Linked DNA regions of Homo sapiens: all the other regions are linked to region 1. Evidence: read pairs that join two places in POLR2A ChIA-PET (ENCODE). Cell type or tissue: Caco-2. All regions are shown on one strand.

Region 1 (4,000 bases):
CCCAAGTCCTAGGTTCCCTCTGTAAAAGAAGGGGCTACACTAGATGATCCTACCATGGGTCCTCTGACTGTCAGGGTCCAGTTCTTTGTTAGACAGTGCAAACACCCATAGAGGAGCTATTAGGCCTTTACTTGGGTTGAGTTGGCTCCCACTAGCACTCCCCACTTTTCATTTTTTTTACTTTCAGAGACAGAGTCTCACTCTGTTGCCTAGGTTAGAGGGGAGTGGCATGATCATGGCTCACTGCAGTCTCAACAACTGGGCTCAAGCAGGAACCCAGCTTTTTTTTTTTTTCTCTCTCTCTCTCTAGAGACAGGATCTCACTATGTTGCCCAGGCTGGTCTCGAACTCCAGCCTCAAGCAATCCTCCTGCCTCGGCCTCCCAAAGTGAGAGGATTACAGGCATGGGCCACCACACCCAGCCTCTCCAGTTTTAGTGTGTTTTCAGAGTCTCTTCTTTCAAGCTGCTGCTACTTCCCTAGCTTCCCTCAGTTCTCTTCCCCCTTGGCCTTCCAATTGGAGGAAAAGCAGGTCAGGTCTCTGTCATCTCCAAGACCAGCCTATAGGCCTTTAAAGTTTCCCTGTTTCTTAATGTGGGGTCTACAGGGTTTCTCAGAGGCAAAGCATGAACAGACCAAGGGTCCTATAGCTCCCAACCTAGTCCTTAGATTTCTCTCTGGCCTTGGTTACTCCCACAAACCACTGTGAGCCTACCAAGGGCAGGAATGGAAATGCCCATCAGCCTGGGAACCATCTTTTTCTCTTAGGAGGTATCCGCCCTATAGTTACCTTTACACAACACTTGTGAATATCAAGTGTTCTAGACTGCACTGTTCATAATTGACTACAGAGAAGACTAGGATCTTCTCCACAAATAGAAATATATCACTTTTACTTGGAGATGTTTTCTTGGGGGAAAAAAAATCTAGCACCTTGAAACCTGTTACAATGTTTAAATCTCCCTTCTTTACCTTGGCTGTCATAAAATCCTCCTGTTTGAGCTAAATGTGGCCTGCTGAAGTCTTAAATGCCCATATTTTTCAGGCTAAGGCCATGGTGGACATAGCTAACTCCACTAGAATCCTAGCTGGGGGTGTTGGAAAAAACGGTACAGTGCCCCTCTCAGACTCCAGGCTCACGTCCGTCTCCCCTCCCCGCACATTATAATCTACTACTTCTCTAATGCTGCTGCGTAGTTTGTCTTAAAGCCTCAAGACTGGCCAGATGTGCACCTGAGTAAAGGTCAGCCATTTCATCTGGGGGCTCTTTCTTGACTTTTAATGAATTTTCTTCTGTGAAAAAATGTATTTTTAATAAAAAATTTTCTGTGGCCAGCATCCAGTGGAAGTCTGGAGTCTGATGTGCAGGGCAGATACTGGTCTGGAGATGTCAGTTTAGGACTTAGTTAGACAGAAGCAATGAGCCTTGAAGTGAGAATGAGGAAGGCAAGAGAGGAGATACGTTTGGATGTCACCAACATTTAGGTAATGGGCGGAGGAAGAAAAGCTGCTGAAGGATACTAATGAACAGGCAGAGGTAACTGAGCACAAAGCCAGGCTGCTTTGTCACAGGCTGCTGAGAGGTAGGTAGTGGCTGGGACGAATGAACAAGATCTGAAATGTGGGTTCATTAGAAGTCTTCGAAGGGACTATGTGGCTGTTAGGGAGGCTGCATGAGAGAGATGTGAAGGAATAGACTGCAGTGCCCAGGCTGTCCTCACTTAAACCAAAACAAGGCCCACCTTGATCTCTTACACATTAGGCTTCTGAATAAGATTTTCTTTGAACAAAGGACCTTGCTGGGTGCAGTGGCTCAGGCCTGTAATCCCAGTGCTTTGGGGGGCTAAGGTGGGAGGATCACTTGAGGCCAGGAGTTTCAGACCAACCTGAGCAACATGGCAAAACCCCGTCTCTAAAAAAATAAATAAAAATAATAAATTCTCAAATGGCAAGCTATTCTATTTTTAAAAAGCAGTAACAAAGGAACTCGTTGCTTTAAAAAAAAAAAAAAAAACGTCAGGCCAGGCGCAGTGGCTCACACCTGTAATCCCAGCACCTTGGGAGGCCAAGGCGGGTGGATCACTTGAGGTCGGGAGTTTGAGACCAGCCTGACCAACACAGAGAAACCCCATCTCTCCTAAAAATACAAAATTAGCCGGGTATGGTGGCGCAAGCCTGTAATCCTAGCTACTGGGGAGGTTGAGGCAGAAGAATCGCTTGAACCCAGGAGACGGAGGTTTCGGTGAGCGGAGATCGCGCCATTGCACTCCAGCCTGGGCAAGAAGAGCGAAACTCTGTCTCAAAAAAAAAAAAAAAAAAGCCACCAAACAACTGGTAAAGAGAAGGAAACACTTTGAAAACATAAAGCCAGGTAAACTGAGGAACATGCTGAGTGACCCAGAAGGGTAAACTAATGCTCAGCCAGGGGAAACATTTCAAGGCAGTGAGTAGCAGTCATAAAAATTCCTTCAAACATTCCGAGCCTCCCAGGAGAATGGCGTGAAACCGGGAAGCTGAGCTTGCAGTGAGCTGAGATCGCGCCACTGCACTCCAGCCTGGATGACAGAGCGAGACTCCGTCTCAAAGAAAAAAAAAAAATTCCGAGCCTCCAAGGCCACCCAGAAATCAGAAATTACGGAATATATACCATCTAAACCTGGTTGCAAGAGAAATGGAGTTTCTTCACATCATGGGATTATTTGGCCCTCTAGGCCTGCTCCAGGGCTCATTGCTCAATCGGACTTTGCATTTGAATGGCCAGGAGAAGAGGGAGGTAGGGATGAGATAAAGGAGGGGAAAAAGATATGAGAACTCTTGACTGAATGCTAGGGATACTTAATTTTTTTTTTTTTTTTTTGAGACAGAGTCTCTGTCGCCCAGGCTGGAGTGCAGTGGCATGATCTCGGATCACTGCAACCTCCGGCTCCCCGGCTCAAGTGATTCTCCTGCCTCAGCCTCCCAAGTAGCTGGGACTACAGGCGCGTGCCACCATGCCCGGCTAATTTTTTTGTATTTTTAGTAGAGACGGGGTTTCACTGTGTTAGCCAGGATAGTCTTGATCTGACTTCGTGATCCAAAGTGTTGGGATTACAGGCGTGAGCCACCACGCCCGGCAGGCATACTTAATTTTAAATCTCACATCTTCCCACCGAAGTAGGTATTCTGATTCTTAGATTACAGATAAAGAAACTGAAAAGATAAATGATTTGCCAAAATCATCTTGCCTTGAACCTAGAAGATGCTTTGGGTTGTGGGTCCCTGGGGAGCCAGCCTCATATCCTCCTTACCTGGATATTACTGAGAGTCTTAGCCCTCAGAGCTTGTGTGGATAGGGTGCTGGCACTGATATCCTTGGCAGAGTCACTGAAGTGCAGGCCCTAAATGTCTCTCAGTCACCACCTACCATAAGTGCCCTAAAGAACTTTGAATGAGTCCTTTTTGTGAAAGAGAGAGGGTGTATGTGAGACACCTGTGAGATTGAGGGTGTCAGGAGGTGTGATAGATTTGAGTTTATGTGTTGCGAGTTTAGGTCTTCTGTGTATGTATGTATGTATGTGCATCAGACAAATGTTGCTTTTCTGGATAATTTTCTGGAAACGGCCAGAAATCATTTAGAATTGTCTGAGGATAAACTGATCTTTAAGTTAGGGAGGTGAGGAGTGTGGAGCAACAGGGGAGTCAGGCTGTTTTTCTCCAGGCCCCAACCTGGGTCACTGGCCGGAGTGCACAAAGACAGCGTGTGGGAGTGGAGGCAAAGCTTAGACTTTGGACCCAGACTTCCCTTAAGCTATTTGACTTGAGCAAGTCACTCTACTGCTGTTAGCCTCAGTTTGCTCATCTATAACTAAGGATAATAATCCCTAACTCACAAACTCTACAAGAATTTGTTGTTGTTGTTGTTTGAGACAGGGTCTTGCTCTGTCTCCCAGGCTCAAGTGCAGCGGTGTGATTACAGCTAACAGCAGTCTCAACCTCCCAGGCTCAGGTGACCTTCCTGCCTC
Region 2 (4,000 bases), 270 kb before region 1:
TGGAGCAGAGTGTTCCCTGACTCCTCCAAGGAAAGGGAGACTCCCTTTCGCGGTCTGCTAAGTAACGGGTGCCTTCCCAGACACTGGCGTTACCACTTGACCAAGGAGCCCTCAAGCGGACCTTATGCGGGCATGACAGGGCTCACCTCTTGCCTTCTACATCACTTCTCACAATGTCCCTTCAGCACCTGACCCTATACCCGCAGGTTATTCCTAGGTTATATTAGTAATTAAAAGCTAATGATTAATAATGTTTATAGTAATGATTGGTAATTGTCTATGATCATCTCTATATCTAATTTGTATTATGACTATTCTTATTCTAATTATTTTCTTTATTATATTGAAACAGTTTGTGCCTTCAGTCTCTTGCCCCAGCACCTGAGTAATCCTCCACCCACAGGGCCACAGGCCCCATGAGATCTCTGAGGCCACAGAGTGTGTCCACACACGTGACCTCCAGGGTGATTCGGGCCAGAGCACAGGAATGGCCCAGGCAGAGGTGGCCTGGGCGTGGGCAGAGATGGCTCGGGCTGGGCCTGAGGCATCCAGGGGCTCAGCATCGCATCTCCTCAGGGGGGCCATCTGAGACTGCTGGGCCAGTGAAGAGGCTTCTCCCGGGTACCCACCTGTCCTGTCCAAGAGAGAACAGCCAGCCCCACAGCCCCAAATGTCTCTGTCCTCCAAGAGGCCAGATGTGAATCACAGGAATTTACAGCCCAGCCTGGCATGGGATTTATGAGTCTGCCTCCAGCCAGGGCTGGTGGGGAGTGGCCACTGTCAGCCCCCCATTGCCGCTGATGGATGAGGCTGTTTCCTGTAAGACAAACTCCCTCTGTGGCAGGCAGTGGAGGGAGACACATCCAGGCCCTAGGGCCAACCCCATACCTGTCCCAGAGCCGGATCCCTCGTGCCCTCACAGTCCATGCCTCCCCTTGATCCCCAGCCCTACACAGTGACACGCAAGCAGGAGGTGCACCCAAGGGGCCCAGCTCTTAGCCAGAGCTCTGCCTCCCACACTGCCATCTGCACCCCCTCCCCATGACCTTTAAAACCTTTCCATCCCAGGGCCCAAGCCTTGGGACCAGCCCAAGATGGGATATACCACACTCAAAGCCAGAATGGATCTCTGAGGTAGCCCAGAACACACACACGCACGCACGCACGCATATATACACACACATGCATGCATGCACATACACAGTACACAGATGAGAAACCAGGGTCCAGAGAGGAATGGGCCTTGCCCAAAGTCACCCAGCAGCACAGTGGTGAAGCTGAGACCCCAGCCCACAAGCCCCCTGGACTGGTCATTTCAGTGTCCGGTCACAGTGGACTGTCATATGGCCACAGGGGTAGTTTTCACCTCCAAATGCAGGTGCCTCTCCAGAGAACAGACAGACCTGGGTTTGAGTCCATGCCCCACCACTCTGTGTGTAAAGGTCATAAACTCTCTGTGCCCGTTCCCTCACCTGAAAAATGGGGATCAAAATAACCCCAACTTACCAAGGTTCTTACGAGGTTCAAGTGAGAGGATGCAGGTAGAGCCGCAGGACAGAGTGGGCCCCTGGCACATGCTCCCTGAGTGGTAACAATGGTTCTCCACCATCTCTCGTGTCTCAAGGGGCCCCGCTGCCTGATTTGCTGCGGGCAGGAGGACAGTCATGGTTGGGTGGGGCAGGAGGAGCAAGGAGAGTTTGAGTGTGGGACTGCAGGGCAGGAGTGAGGCCACTTCCTACTGGAGGAGACCCTGGAAGTCTCCCTGGAGGTGGTGGCATCAAGCAGAGGATGTAGAACTCTGTTTCTCTTGCTCTGAAGCTGACTGGGGGCTTCTTGATTGCCACAGGGATGGAGGGAAGCACCCTACCCTGAAAGCCTAGCCCAAGCTTCTGCCCTGGATGACCTGAGGAGGAGTCCCTCCTTTCTCTGGGCATCAGCAAAATGGGGCCGGGAGGACTAGACAACACTCCCTAGAGGCACCTTTCTGCTCTGGCCTTGTTGCAAGCTGAAGAAGGTCCTCCAGACCCACCCTCTGCAGTACCCAATTATTGCCACTGGGCAGCAGCAGGGAGTAAATCTGCGGTCCGGCCTCCTTTCCCTGCCGGCCAGTCCCTCTCCCAGCATCCGGTGGTCTTTGCTCCTCCGTCCCCCCGCCAACTCGCCAGAGAGCCAGAGCTGAGCGTCCTTCACATCCAGACATCTGATGCTCCCCTCAGCCCTGCAGAGAGCCAGCATGCTGGCTGCTTTTCAGATGGGGAAACTGATGGCCAAGAGGTGAGGACTTGCTCAAGGTCACGCAAGAGCCAAGTGTGCCCACAGCGGAGGTGGTGTGAAAGGAGACTGCGGTCACACGGACCTGGCTGGGATCCTGGTCTCCTCACCTCCAGCTGTGTGTCATCGGGCAGGTCACCCACCCTCTCTGAGCCTCAATTGATATAAGTGCTGAACACATGAAGCCACCGCTTTGTTTCCAATAGAGTTTATGCCCCAAGAGTGCAAAGACATGTCTGTCACTCACCTCAGCACCCCCAGAGCCTGGCGCAGGGTGGGATTCGGAGAATAGCGCCTGCCTCCCAGGGCCTGCCTGGCACTCAGCAGACACTGTGTCTCCTCAAACCGCAACCCCCCAACCTGGCCCCAGCCCTGGATCAGCCTCACCTCGCCTCATTCCCCTCCCATCAGTCTTTCCTGCAGGACACCCACCCACCCGGCCTTGAGGGGGGGCTCCTGCTCACCTCCCCACCCCATCCCTCTCGGCCCCCTTTCTCTGTCCTGGCCTCTCCCTCATGTCGCTCTCTCCTGCCGAGCCCCCACTTGGCTCTACGCTGTTTACAAGAGAATGATGACAGTTTTTATTTCTCTGTTTTATCTCCCTTCCTCCCCTGAAGGGAAACGTGCTTCCAATCTTCCAGGAAAAATTGAAGGCTCCGGATGAGAAAAAGCAAACAAAGGACAGTGGGACCATGGGCGTCCCCACCCCCACCACCCGCAGGCCCCACACTCAAACCAGCGCCCGTGCCCACGCCCATGCAGCCGTCCTCCGCCAGGCCCCAAGAACGGCTGTTACTTTGGGGGTAATTGAAAATGTCGATCATTATTCTAGAGCATAAGTAGGTCACAGGGACACAGGGAGCGAGAGAGAGAGAGAGAGAGAGAGAGGAAACCTGGTCATGGGAGAGGATCTGGGGGAGAGAAAGGCCAGCTGGGAGGATGTGGGCGTGGAGAGGAAGAGGGAGCAGAAGGAACGGGAGGGCGGGCAACTCTCCACCAGTGAGCAGGGCCACGGACTCAGGGGGATGTGTCCTCCCACCAGCCCCCCACCACACCCCGAAAGGAGCCGGGTGGCAGGAGCTCCTGTTTAGTCCTCCCGTACCTGAGCAGCCCCGAGAGTGGGTGTCTGTGAGTGCTGGGAGCAGGAGTGGGGACCTGGCTTGTCTTCATGGGGGTGCCCTCTCACGACCACGTGCACAGCGCCCAGAGGCCAGGTCCCAGGCTGGCGGGCTGAGAGCAGCCAGCGGTCCCCTCTCCTGGGGGAATGCAGGGACTCTCCTGACCTCCCTCCCATCACCCATCCCACCTCTCTCTGCATGTCGGGACATCTCATGGTTTGTGGATTTACTACTCCAGGGCAGTGAGGGGCGCCAGTGAGCCTGGGTGGGCACGTATCTGTGCATGAGATGAGATGCCTGGGAGAGAGGGATGGGGCAGGGTGTTTGAAGGCAGTGGTGGTACCAGGTGTGTGTGTGTAGAGTAAGGTGTGGGTCTGTGCATTTGTGTGTGTGTCTTGCCCCACGTGTGTGCGGTAAGGGACGTGTGTGTGCACAGCCCCTACCTGTGTGCCTCCAGATGGTGTGTCCATGTGTCCCTGCAGGCAGGGCCCCTCTTCTGCTCCTGGCCCAGGGCCACCATCCCCCCAGGTCCTGGGAACCTGAGTGGTGATTGGCCTTGGGGTTCCCTCCAGCAACAGTGGAACAACAGACCAGCCCCCACCCCAGCCAGT
Region 3 (4,000 bases), 73 kb after region 1:
CCCTAGCTTTCTATCTGTTGAGGAGCTAATGACACTGAAAAATAATTCTGAAAGCTTTTATCTAGACTAGTCCTAGCTCGAAAGAGATAAATTTTAGATCTCATTGTGGTGATTCCATCTACTTGGGTAGAAATTAGAAATTAAATGGCCTATTCCTGGCTTGGCCACTGACTTAACCTGGTTTGAGGCTTACATAATGTTGTCTTGTCTGATAATGCCAACCCTCACACTTACCACAGCTTGTTTGGACAAATCTGTGGTTTGGACTCAAAACTTTATTCTGGCATAAAAGCAGTTTTCATAGCAGTGGTATATTTTGGAGTCTATAGCCTATACCTATTCTATGGAGCTAAAGAATGTGATAGTCTGTGATGAAACTCAAGCCAGTTGCCTCTTTTAAACAGTATTTGTCCTGTTTTGCCTGTTTTTTAATGAATTCGTCAGACTTCAGATAAATGGAGACAACTTGGTTTTGCTCCTAGCCTTTTTTCTCCAGCACAAACACAACTAGCAAGTAACCAATTAGTCAGTGACAAATAGTTCGTTTTGTAACTTTTTTCATTTTAGTCAACTTTTTGTTGAAGTGCAATGTATAGGCCGGGTGCAGTGGCTTACACCTGTAATCCCAGCACTTTGGGAGGCCGATGTGGGAGGATCACTTGAGGCCAGGAGTTTGAGACCAGCCTGGTTAATAAGTGAGACCCCATCTCTACAAAAAAATACATATAAGGTACGGCATGTATATATAGAAAAGTATACAAATCAGAATTGTGCAGCTCAGTGAATTTTTACAGACTAGACGTACCTATGTTCAAGAAACGAAACATAACCAGTACTCTGATAACCAGTCCTTTTTCCACTTTGTTGATTTCTAACACTAGAGATTAGATTTGTCTATTTTTGAACTTTATATAAATGGGTCTTTAGTAAGCTAAAGGCAGCACTCTTTAATACTCCTTGTGCCCTCTGCTAGTTGCCAAATGTCTTTAACAACTGATGAGATTTATTCTAGCTAGTGATTGAAATGATTCATGTGCAGCAACTACAGATGATTTAATGCAATTTGTGAAATACAACGTAGCGAATCCATTTTTAAACAAAAGGACTTTGACAAATGCAGATTACTTCATTATTCATAAAGGATTTAATTTGCACTCCTATTTTTGTGTTCCCAAGAGGTTTCCCAGTGCTGGAGTATGGCTGTGTCTGCCTTTCCTCATCTGTACTTTATGCTTCATTGAAATAGCTTTATGAGCAAGTGACCCATGTGAGGAATGCTCTTGTGCAGGCTGGGAGAGTAGGTTCCTCTCTCAGCAGGGGAGCCAACAGCTCTTTGAAGGACTGGCTTCCCTAGGATATTTTCCTCTCTGAAAGTGGCCCAGCAGTACCATAAAGAAGTATCTTTCTAGCATGGTAGTCAGAATATTAGAAGCCACTGTTAAAGTTGCAGAGTCACTCTGATAGTGCTGGTGATTGTAGTCACCTGTCGGAATTCATCTCTGTTTACATTGGAATGAGTGAGTATATTTTGAATACCTAGTGTTCATACTTTCAAATGCCATTTAGGCCAGCTGTGGGATTTGCCCTGTACTCTATCCCTAGTCTTTTCTTAGCAAGGTAAGGCCTCACCAATCCCATCTCTCCCACAGTGGATGTTGATGTAGAAGATTATTACCCAGCTTTCCTGGACATGGTGCGGAGCCTGCTGGATGGCAACATAGACTCATCACAGTATGAAGATTCACTGAGAGAGATGTTCACCATTCATGCCTACATTGCCTTTACCATGGACAAACTGATCCAGAGCATTGTCAGACAGGTGAGGGCATGGAGGAGGCTAGGGTGAGTAAGGGAAGAAATCCTTACCTAGAGATGGGCCACGCAAGGAAAAGGAAAGGCAACTTTTTCATATAACAGTGTTTATGAACGTAGGGTTCTGAAGAGAGGAGGGGAGGTTAATGTGATGCCTGATTTCTCATGTTAACAAAGTTGCAGTGTATGAGCCTGCCTACCCCATATCCTTTCTTGCTGGCCACCTGTAGAGTGCAGTGGTCCTGACCCCAGCTTCCTGCACAACTTGTCTATCTCTTACCTTGTCTGCCATGGGTAAGCACACAGTGTGGAACATTGCGTCTTCCATAGGTGTTGGTAAGTTTTTTTTTTTTTTCCTTAAATAGAGACAGGGTGTCACTGTTTTGCCCAGGCTGGTCTTGAACTTCTGGTCTCAAGTGATCCTCCTGTCTTGGCCTCTTAAAGCGCTGGGATTATAGACACGAGCCACTGCGCCTGGTCAAGGTGTTGGTAACTCTTATGTACTTGCATTGTTTAATATTTGAAATTCTTTTTATAAGAAAGGGTTCACATAACATCTTTTATAATACTCTGCCCACCTCACTCATCTGCGGTTCCCTCTAAGTTAGGTTTCTGGTTGGTTTTGTGTGTTCTTCCTGTGGCACCCTGGGAACTTGTAAACATGTTGTTCTTTACAACAATGATATAAAAAATAGCTTGTAACAGATAGTCACATTTCTACTTCTTGGACTTGAGTTCTGAACTCCCAGAGAGATTGTTGGTTAACTGCTTTTTTCTTTTTCTGGAGACCCAGCTCTACTGCTGATTGACTGCAAGTCCCCAGCAGGGCTTCATTTTTCCTTTTCAGCATCCTGTTCTGTGGCTCCCTTGGCCCTTTTTGCCCATATGCCAAAGAGCTGAAAATTGATGTGGGCTGTGTGAAGACTGGCAAATACCTTAAAGTTCTTAGTGATGATTCCAGCTTTCTCCTTCTTATAGACGTACTATATGGGCATTATTGGTCCTGTCAGCTGGGTGGCTGATTTGAGTTTTTCAGAACTGTCTCCCTTCTTGGGGGCTAAGAGCTTCCTGGAGAAGAGGTTGAGCTTGGAGTCTTAACTCCTTCAGGTGCTGAACATTGGCCCACAGGGACATGGTGTACTAATGCCACCCTCTTGTGGATGCTGGTCACCCTTAACTCTTCTAAGCTGAAGCCCCTGCCAGCTTGTACTTTGGTGTGGTACCTCACTGTGGGGCAGCTTACCATGGGTCAGATGGGTCCAGATGCAGGGTGCAGGTCAATGTGGTATACTTTTGCTTGCATCTGCAGATCTTCTGGGCTGGCTGGTTGAACCACGTGGCCATGGGCCACTGCGATTCCTTGTGGAAGTAGGGCTTTAGGATCATGCTGTTCCACCTGGGTACCGTGGCTACCTACAGCCCTCTTCCATAGAATAGCTCAGCAGAAAGGCGGTGAAGTACTTAAGTGAAAACTTGTAAAAAGCAATTTCTAATTCTAGAATCCACACTGCCACTGTAGAAGGAAAGAGCTTGTTGCTTAATGTTCTCTTGGGCTAAAATATTGAATTCTTTGCAAAGTACCCATGCTTTTGCCTTGGTTTTGGAAGGGTGCATGCCTCTGTACTCCTCCCACAGTATCTACACAGGATTGAGGAAGAGCCCTTCATATAAATGAACCTTAACATCTGGGGGAAAGTTGTCAGATAGTTGTTTCCAATAAGTTGAAGAAGTTGTTAGGCCTTCCCATAAGAGGTCTGGATGGTAACTGGCAGAAATCATTAGATGGATACATAGTCACCCATAGTCATACTTTTTCAGACTAATCTTCCTTAACTTCCCTGAAATTTATATAAAATACAGACTCCAGTTACCCTGTGCTTATGTTGCTGATTACAGGCTTGCTGCTGCTTCAGCTAGGAACGAAGTCTTTCATACCACCAGCACAGCTTAAAAAAAAAATCCAATAAAACTAACTTTTAATAATTCTGAGGTTGGTTTTCGAAACAATAGTTACAATTATTTACTGTATCTGGTTATGATTTTGAATCAGTAATAAATACTATCTCCACCCACCCCCCGCTTTTTTTTTTTTTTTTTAATGGAAACAGGTTTCATCCAGAAAACCCCAAAACAGTGACTTTTTTTTTTTTTTTTTTTCCAACCCAGGGTCTCACTCTATTGCCCAGGC

The links. ChIA-PET counts read pairs that join two places held together with the same protein. Peaks named below come from ENCODE experiments on the same cell type or tissue, not always from the same donor. Only the 100,000 strongest peaks of a DNase experiment are listed, where the experiment ranks them.
Region 2: POLR2A ChIA-PET joins it to region 1 with 7 read pairs; 5 of 35 experiments call an interaction of 5 or more read pairs at or near these places.
Region 3: POLR2A ChIA-PET joins it to region 1 with 6 read pairs; 16 of 35 experiments call an interaction of 5 or more read pairs at or near these places.

The regions. Positions count from the first base shown.
Region 1 is chr15:75,460,588-75,464,587 of GRCh38, reverse strand. It overlaps PTPN9 (protein tyrosine phosphatase non-receptor type 9), which reads left to right. Exons shown (of 13, transcript NM_002833.4): 13 at 1-1,337. Among named protein-coding and RNA genes, the nearest start is that of SIN3A, 11 kb to the right of the region's middle. RefSeq lists an enhancer at 3,606-3,900. In Caco-2, no CTCF peak of the experiment used is centred here; DNase peaks (open chromatin) are centred at 2,487, 2,717 and 3,727.
Region 2 is chr15:75,731,041-75,735,040 of GRCh38, reverse strand. It overlaps the pseudogene DNM1P35. Among named protein-coding and RNA genes, the nearest start is that of CIMAP1C, 9.0 kb to the right of the region's middle. RefSeq lists an enhancer at 2,779-3,710. In Caco-2, a CTCF peak has its summit at 2,034; a DNase peak (open chromatin) is centred at 2,040.
Region 3 is chr15:75,387,471-75,391,470 of GRCh38, reverse strand. SIN3A (SIN3 transcription regulator family member A) reads left to right here. Exons shown (of 21, transcript NM_001145358.2): 16 at 1,650-1,819. It also overlaps the pseudogene RPL13P4. Among named protein-coding and RNA genes, the nearest start is that of MAN2C1, 21 kb to the right of the region's middle. In Caco-2, no CTCF peak of the experiment used is centred here; no DNase peak of the experiment used is centred here.